2 separate regions of the Homo sapiens genome follow, and region 1 is linked to region 2. The links are chromatin contacts, found by Hi-C or POLR2A ChIA-PET in ENCODE. All regions are on one chromosome and are shown on one strand. Each heading gives the region's core, a stretch centred on a gene start or an enhancer-like site at or near the end of the contact. The rest is flanking DNA. Distances are from core to core; before and after follow the strand shown. Region 1 has its middle 58 kb from the start of IYD. Region 2 overlaps LOC105378054 (a long non-coding RNA gene).

The links. A loop is a pair of places that touch in the nucleus more often than their neighbours do. ChIA-PET counts read pairs that join two places held with the same protein, here RNA polymerase II (POLR2A). Pooled maps may share reads with other maps.
Region 1: a loop to region 2 is called in a pooled map, with 2.3 times the contacts of the local background. The contact joins two enhancer-like sites. A Hi-C loop is called at or near these places in 7 of 168 maps with a recorded cell type or tissue (CD8-positive, alpha-beta T cell, GM12878, K562 and 3 more), 1 of 37 single-sample maps with no recorded cell type and 4 of 50 pooled maps. POLR2A ChIA-PET finds 5 or more read pairs at or near these places in 5 of 52 experiments (K562, MCF 10A, OCI-LY7 and 1 more).

Annotation. Positions count from the first base shown.
Region 1 is chr6:150,309,562-150,313,109 of GRCh38, forward strand. No RefSeq gene overlaps it. Among named protein-coding and RNA genes, the nearest start is that of IYD, 58 kb to the right of the region's middle. Within about 2 kb of position 1,655, at least 2 of the 41 ENCODE cell types and tissues checked have a DNase peak (open chromatin) inside an H3K27ac peak, as active enhancers do.
Region 2 is chr6:150,272,392-150,275,767 of GRCh38, forward strand. The region is part of intron 1 of LOC105378054 (a long non-coding RNA gene); the gene reads left to right. Among named protein-coding and RNA genes, the nearest start is that of IYD, 95 kb to the right of the region's middle. RefSeq lists an enhancer at 1,199-1,699. Within about 2 kb of position 1,665, at least 3 of the 41 ENCODE cell types and tissues checked have a DNase peak (open chromatin) inside an H3K27ac peak, as active enhancers do.

The sequences.
Region 1 (3,548 bases), core at 405-2,904, 37 kb after region 2:
CGGTTAACATACAGTGTCCAGGCCTGTGCTAGGAGCTGTGGAGGGGCCATGAGAGGAGGAGCGTGGTCTCTGTCATTAGCAAACACTTTCCATCTCATAAAACAGACAACAAAAACATATATTAAGCAGCTTGCAAACAAAACCACATATACTGAAATGCAAGATTGAAAAGTACTGAGAAAAGAAAAAGTGTTCTATAACTGAAAAGAGAGAAATTAATGACTTTGGGGGTAATCAAGGAAGGTTCCTGGGAAAAGGTGGCAATTTGACTGGGTCTGAGAGCACGGCTGTGATTTAGATCAGGGGTCCGCAACCCCCAGGTGACAGACCAGTACCAGTCCATGGGCTGTTAAGAACTGGACCACACAGCAGGAGGTGGGTGCGGGGGCCAGCGAGCAGGATCACCTGAGCTCCGCCTTCTGTCAGATCAGCTGTGGCAGTAGATTCTCATAGGAGCACGAACCGTATTGTGAACTGCGAGTGCGAGGGTCTAGGTTCTGAGCGCCTTATGAGAATCTAATCAGTTTCATCCCAACCCCACCTCCACCCGCCCCCACCCACCACCTTCCTATCCCACCTCCACCTTCCCCCACTGCCCCCCGACTCCCAGTCCGTGGAAAAATTGTCTTCCATGAAACCCGTCCCAGGTGCCGAAAAGGTTGGGGCCTGCTGATGTAGATGATACATTTACAAAAAGGCCCAGAGACTGTGAGTAAGGGGAGCCAGAGGCAATGAGTCCCACCCACCCGGGGCACGGTGGGTAGAGCAGAGGGACACAAAGCTGGTGGGGGCTGTGAGTGGGGGTGTGGGGGTGGGTGGGGGTAGATCCTGGAGGGTCTCAGCAGCCAGGTGCTCAGGAACTCAGCTTCAGGAGAAAGGAGGCCACTGTAGGCTTTTGAGAAAAGGTGGCATTTGGGGAACATTGATTTGGCAGTGGGGGTTTGGTGGATGGGGTGTCCACTGGGGTCAAGAGAAGCAACCAGGGGGGAGGTTCACAGAAGTCCAGGTGAGGCAAGCATGGGCTGTGGAGAAGGGCAGGGCCTCCAGAGCTGTCCAGAGTGGAAGGGAGAGGACAGAGAGAACCACAAGGAAAAATTAACCAGCCTCCTCTCCCCATATCTTACCCCAATGTCGAGGGTGTAAGACAGAGAGATTGAGCTCCCAGCAGCTCTGCTAACTTCCTCCTTGGCCTTGGGTGAGTCACTCCATCTCTCTCTCTGTCTCCTTTTGTGAAGAATCAGAATATACTTGCCTTATTTCTTTCAAAAGATGCCTAAGGGAAGCAGACAAAATAATTTTTTAAACATTTTGCAAAATATAAAGCATTAGGCAAATACTTGCTATTATTCTATATAATTGCTATGCTGTAATCTAAGATCAGGCTGCTATCAGATTGCGTCCAGAATTGGTTCCTTCTGGTGGGTTCTTGGTCTCACTGACTTCAAGAATGAAGCCACGGACACTCGCGGTGAGTGTTACAGTTCTTAAAGATGGTGTGTCTGGAGTTTGTTCCTTCAGATGTTCAGATATGTCTGGAGTTTCTTCCTTCCGGTGGGTTGGTGGTCTTGCTGACTTTAGGAGTGAAGCTGCAGATCTTCGCAGTGAGTGTTATAGCTCTTAAAAGTGGCGCATCTGGAGTTGTTTGTTCCTCCCAGTGAGTTCGTGGTCTCGCTGACTTCAGGTGTGAAGCCACAGACCTTCGCAGAGTGTTACAGCTCATAAAGGTAGTGTGGACCCAAAGAGTGAGCAGTAGCAACATTTATTATGAAGAGCAAAAGAACAAAACTTCCACACTGTGGAAGGGGACCCCAGTGGGTTGCCGCTTCTGGCGCGGGTGGCCAGCTTTTATTCCCCTTTTTGGCCCCGCCCATGTTCTGCTGATTGGTCCATTTTACAGAGCGCTGATTGGTCCATTTTACAGAGTGCTGATTGGTGTGTTTACAAACCTTTAGCTAGACACAGAGCGCTGATTGGTGTGTTTTTACAGAGTGCTGATTGGTGTGTTTACAATCCTTTAGCTAGACAGAAAAGTTCTCCAAGTCCCCACCCCACCCAGAAGCCCAGCTGGCGTCACCTCTCAAGATAAGCTACAGCTTTCTGCCTTCATCAGAGATGGTCTTGGAACACCATTCTTTTAAGCGTCTCTCACAGCTTTCAAATCATCTCCTCCCTCCCAGAGTGTGGTCTTGCTTCTGCTGCTAACCTCTGTGGTTCCTGTCTCTCTTATACTTTTGTGCTTCTACCATAGAGTTGTAAGCCAATAGCCAGTTTCATTAGGACTGAATGTAAAGTAAGAATAAATAGGTGCTGAGTGAGACCTTAAGAAGGCTCTCCTGATGCAAAGTTATAAATGTTGGGTATTAACTTTTTGGGATCACTTTGGCTACTCATTTTACTTAATAAGAGTAAAGATGTCCTGAATGCTTGGCGCTGATTTCTGGACTCTCAGTGCATTCCAGGCCATGGAGACTGTCGGGTGAGTGATGGCTGAGCAGGAGAGATGTCACACAGTGACACTATTGGAACTCTTACCGCGCTTGGTGGAGATTGACCACTGGGAGTCAGATGCAGTATACAGGAATTCAATTAAATAAACATTTCATTTATAATTTGTATTTCTGTCAAAGGAGTATATAATGGAAATGATTTGTGAAATATTTGACAAAGACAAGGACGTTAATTATAGAAGCTGGTTTGCAGTGAATATAGATTATTCTATTTCATACATATTACATTTGAGGTGATGACAATACATGGCCATGGAATTGTCTCATGGAAAATGGGAGATTCGGGAGTAGAACCTGAGTGACAGAGAAGGACTGAGATCAGAGTGAAGGCATAGGAGTTATCTGCAAATCAGTGGTAGATTCATTTAAAAAAAAAAAAAAAGCACACGAAGGGGCTGAGGCAGGAGAATAGGGCCTGGAGGCGGGGAACCTAAGGAATTCCTGGAACTAAATCAAATGGAAACACTTCAGCAATGACAGGAGTGTGACTGGCTTTGTAACGTCACTTCATCCTACCCATTTACACAGGCAGTAACATCTTCTCTGTTTACATAGGATGCATACCGAGTAAATGACTTTGTAACTTGACTTTATCCTCTTTATTTACATATGGCATACACCAAGTAACCAATGGGCAACCTCTAGAGGGTATTGAGACCCCAGAAAATTCTGTAACCAGGGCCCTTGAACCCCTTGCTCGGGCCCACTCCCACCCTGTGGAGTGTGCTTTCGTTTTCAATACATCTCTGCTTTTGTTGCTTCATTATTTCCTTGCTTTATTTGTGCATTTTGTTGAATTATTTGCTCAAAACACCAAGAACCTGGACACCTTCAACCAGTAACTGGACTACTCCATGTGGAGAGGATCAGAGGACCAAAGGTTGAGCCCCGTGCAAAGCCAGAGGTGGGAGCAGAGGGTGGAAAGTGTGAAGCACCACTCCCAACCCCTAGGAGATGCCGTCTTGTTGGAGACACTGAACACACGCATCATGAAAGATGAGAGAGTGATGCATGGCTATAAAAAGGACACACGGTAATTTG
Region 2 (3,376 bases), core at 415-2,914:
CATCCCAGCAAATCTGTACTCAAGGCATTCACAGTTTGCAGAAATGATTTGCTAATCCAGGCTGGGGCAAGCCCCAAGAGAAGAGCTGACAATGACCAGTTTTCTGGGTCAGAGGCACAGAATCGAATGGGCCAGAGGGAGCCCATTCATCTCCCTTTCTTCCTCTTCAAATGTTGCTCCCTGACCCTTTATCTAAGACTGGATGGTTGATGGTCAATAAAATTGAAGTTCCTAAGCTCCTAAAGAGGTTTATGGAAACCGGCGTTTAGCTGGTGTCTCAGTGTGGCTGGTTGGTTCCTAACCAGTCTCTGCTTCTAAACTTTACCTCCAGGGCCAGGCGGGTTCAGGCACGTTCCTGGCGGAAGGTGCTCTGATGCTGTGGAAGACAGTTTCTTCATGGATTCCAACTGCTTGATTTGTGGGAATGACTCAACCATGCCTGTTCTCCCCCACCTTTGATGAGGCATCTGACACTGAGTTAATTCATTTGCATGGTGTAGACTATAGTAAATCCAGTGTTGGGACACTGTGTCATCTTCTTTCTGATTATGATGGTAACAAACGCTTGCCATAGGAGACTGGAAAAATCTATCCTATAGGAATATTGGAAAATCTATCCTGTAGGAAGAAAGAAAAAACTCACCTAAACTTGTACCACACACTGTCAAATCTGGGCACTTTTCCTTCTTTTTGTCTTTTTCCCCCTAAAGCCACAGGCGTTTAAAAACAACCTGAGCATGAGTCAGCCTGTCTGTCCACATCTACATACATGTGATCGAGGCCCTCATCTTGCAGATACAGATCTATTCTCTTGCAGAGACTCAACCTTGGACAATATCATTGCTTTCCACTGCAATATTCATTACTCCATCAACAAATTTTTATTTTTTATTCTTTTGAGACAAGGTCTCACCCTGTTTCACAGGCTGGAGTGCAGTGGTGCAATCATGGCTCACTACAACCCAAACTCCTGGGCTCAAGTGATCCTCCTGCCTCAGCCTCCTTAGTAGCTGGGATCACAAGTATGCACCACCATGCCCAGCTAATTTTTTTTCTTTTTCTTTTTTTGTAAAGATGGAGGCCTCGCTTTATTGCTCAGGCTGGTCTCAAACTCCTGAGCTCAAGCAATTCTCCCGCCTTGGCCTCCCAAAGTGCTGGGATTATAGGCGTGAGCCACTGTGTCCAGCCAGAAAGTTCTATTTTGTATAGCTAGCTTAACAAAACTGCTGCAGTGCTAGCCCCTATTCTTAGTCTATTGCCCATCTGGCCTCCACTATCTGGAAGATAGACAGAAGAGCCCACAACCTTCTCCAGACAACAAAGAAACTGGCCGGTGAAATCATCAAGAGGCTAGCTGGCGTCTGGGGGGTGTGAGGGAGTGCATTGCATTAATGAAGTCTTTTTATTCTTGGAAAAGTGTTTGGACAAAGGCTGTGCTATGCGTATGGCGTCTCTGCAGCTCCTGGACATATGCTCTGACTGTGCTACTTCTGCACACGAAAGGTCAGCATATGGCTTCCTTTCTCTTTCCCCGAGGAAAGTGACAGGCTGGTCATGGATGCCTCACCTGCTGTTGCTCTCGCTCTGGAGAAAGAAGTGTTGGAGGCATCACTGCCAGTAAATCTTCACTGGGCTCCCAGCAGGCCTGGCCTAGCTTGACCCCTTCATGGGTAACAGCAGAAGGCCACCTGCTGCTCCGCGGCTGAGCAACCAAACAGCACAGCTGCTGAGGTTAGGGTTTGAGGTGAAATATAGCCACACACATCTCCCAGGGTCACACGTGGGTAGCCTCAAAGGGCAAATAGGTCTTGAAATGATGGTCTCAGGGGAGAAACCACTTCCATGGCCTGTTCTCGAGCTGTCCAGCTTGGCAGGGTGAGAAAAGTCTGCAATGAATGGCCTTCCTGGGTCTTTCCGTCAGAGCAGCCTGGAGTGTGTGCTGAAGGTGAAACAGCCACCCCAGCGCTTCTCCTCCTCCTCCACACTCCTTCGTCCTTTTAGGTCCCTTGCCCTACCTTTGTCCTTGTTATTGCTGACAGTCAGAGCATCCAGGAAACAGAGCTGGGAAAGAAAGAAACCAGAAGGGAGGAGAGGGGCCTAAGATTGAGGGTTTGGAGAACAGATTAATGCTATGACCTTCAGCCGCCTGGGGACAAAAAGCACCTTCCAGAGAGAAGCCATTGAGCAGTCGCTGACGTTGCATCCATCAGGCTCGTACTGGTTGTAGGATTTGATTTTTAAAAGGCACATGTTTATGACTACGTGGCTTTCTTGTCCCACTCTATAGCAAGCTAACTGAAAGCACTTTCCCCCGTGTCAATCAGTTAAAGAGAAGGCTAGCAAATATGTCTGTGACAGAATAATCTTGGTGTTTCCTAATTTCCACTTCATGGCACTGTGGAAAAAGACATCTGAAGGTGCTGTGGAATTATATGGACAAGGCTGCAGGCAGATGGCGAGGCCGTGGAGAGATTCGACTTGGAACCTATTGGGAGGATATAGGGTGGAGACGCGTGATTCTGGATCATGTGAACCCAGGATGCACGTGAATTTCCTGCATCACCTAAGGAGGAAAGTGGGGAGGCTGTTGAGCGAAAGCAGCTTGAAATTCTTCTTGGGATCCACGTTCACGTAATTGATTCCTTCCTTCCTTGCTCCTTTTTTGCCTTTCTTTTGTTGATTGATTCTTTCTTTCATTAATCAAAATCTGTCTTCAAGGATCTCACCTTCAGCTCTGGGAAGAAAGCCCATTAAGCAACCTCAAGGCAGTAAAGAAGGCAGGAAGAGACAGGAATGGTCAGAGTATATTGAAAAACGTTCCTCAGTCAGTCTCCCAAATGTTCGGTGTATGCTGGAATCACCTGGGGTTCTCTGTACCGATGCCGTCTCGAAGACCAGGGGATCTCAGGTGGTGATCAGGAATCTGCATTTCACCAGCCCCTGTCCCCACCCCATCCCCAGGGCATGCTTTTGGAAATCTGCTCACAACGTGTCCCTCCCCCTCCTTCCTGCTTTTATTAACTAGATGTTAAAATGCTTGGAGTCACACTCAGGAGTGTGTGGAGTCTTCTCGTGAGACTTAGGTCCTTGTTTTTTAGCACCAAGTAAACATTTCTAGCCTTTCTGTTTCTTACAGAACAATCCATTTCAAAGCCATACCTCCGAGGGGGCAAGGGTTTTCTCTAGACCATGCAACATCACTGTCTCTGGCCCTGCGGCTGTTGGAGCGGTGGGTACAGATGTGCTGAAGGTGCCAGTTCATGCCCTGAGGCTGCTGCTGAGCTGCTCGGACTGGAAACCAGCACTGAGCCTTGTGTGCACAGAGAAAACCACTGGGGAGTTCAAAGGACAAAAGACCCTTTCAACTTCATCGATG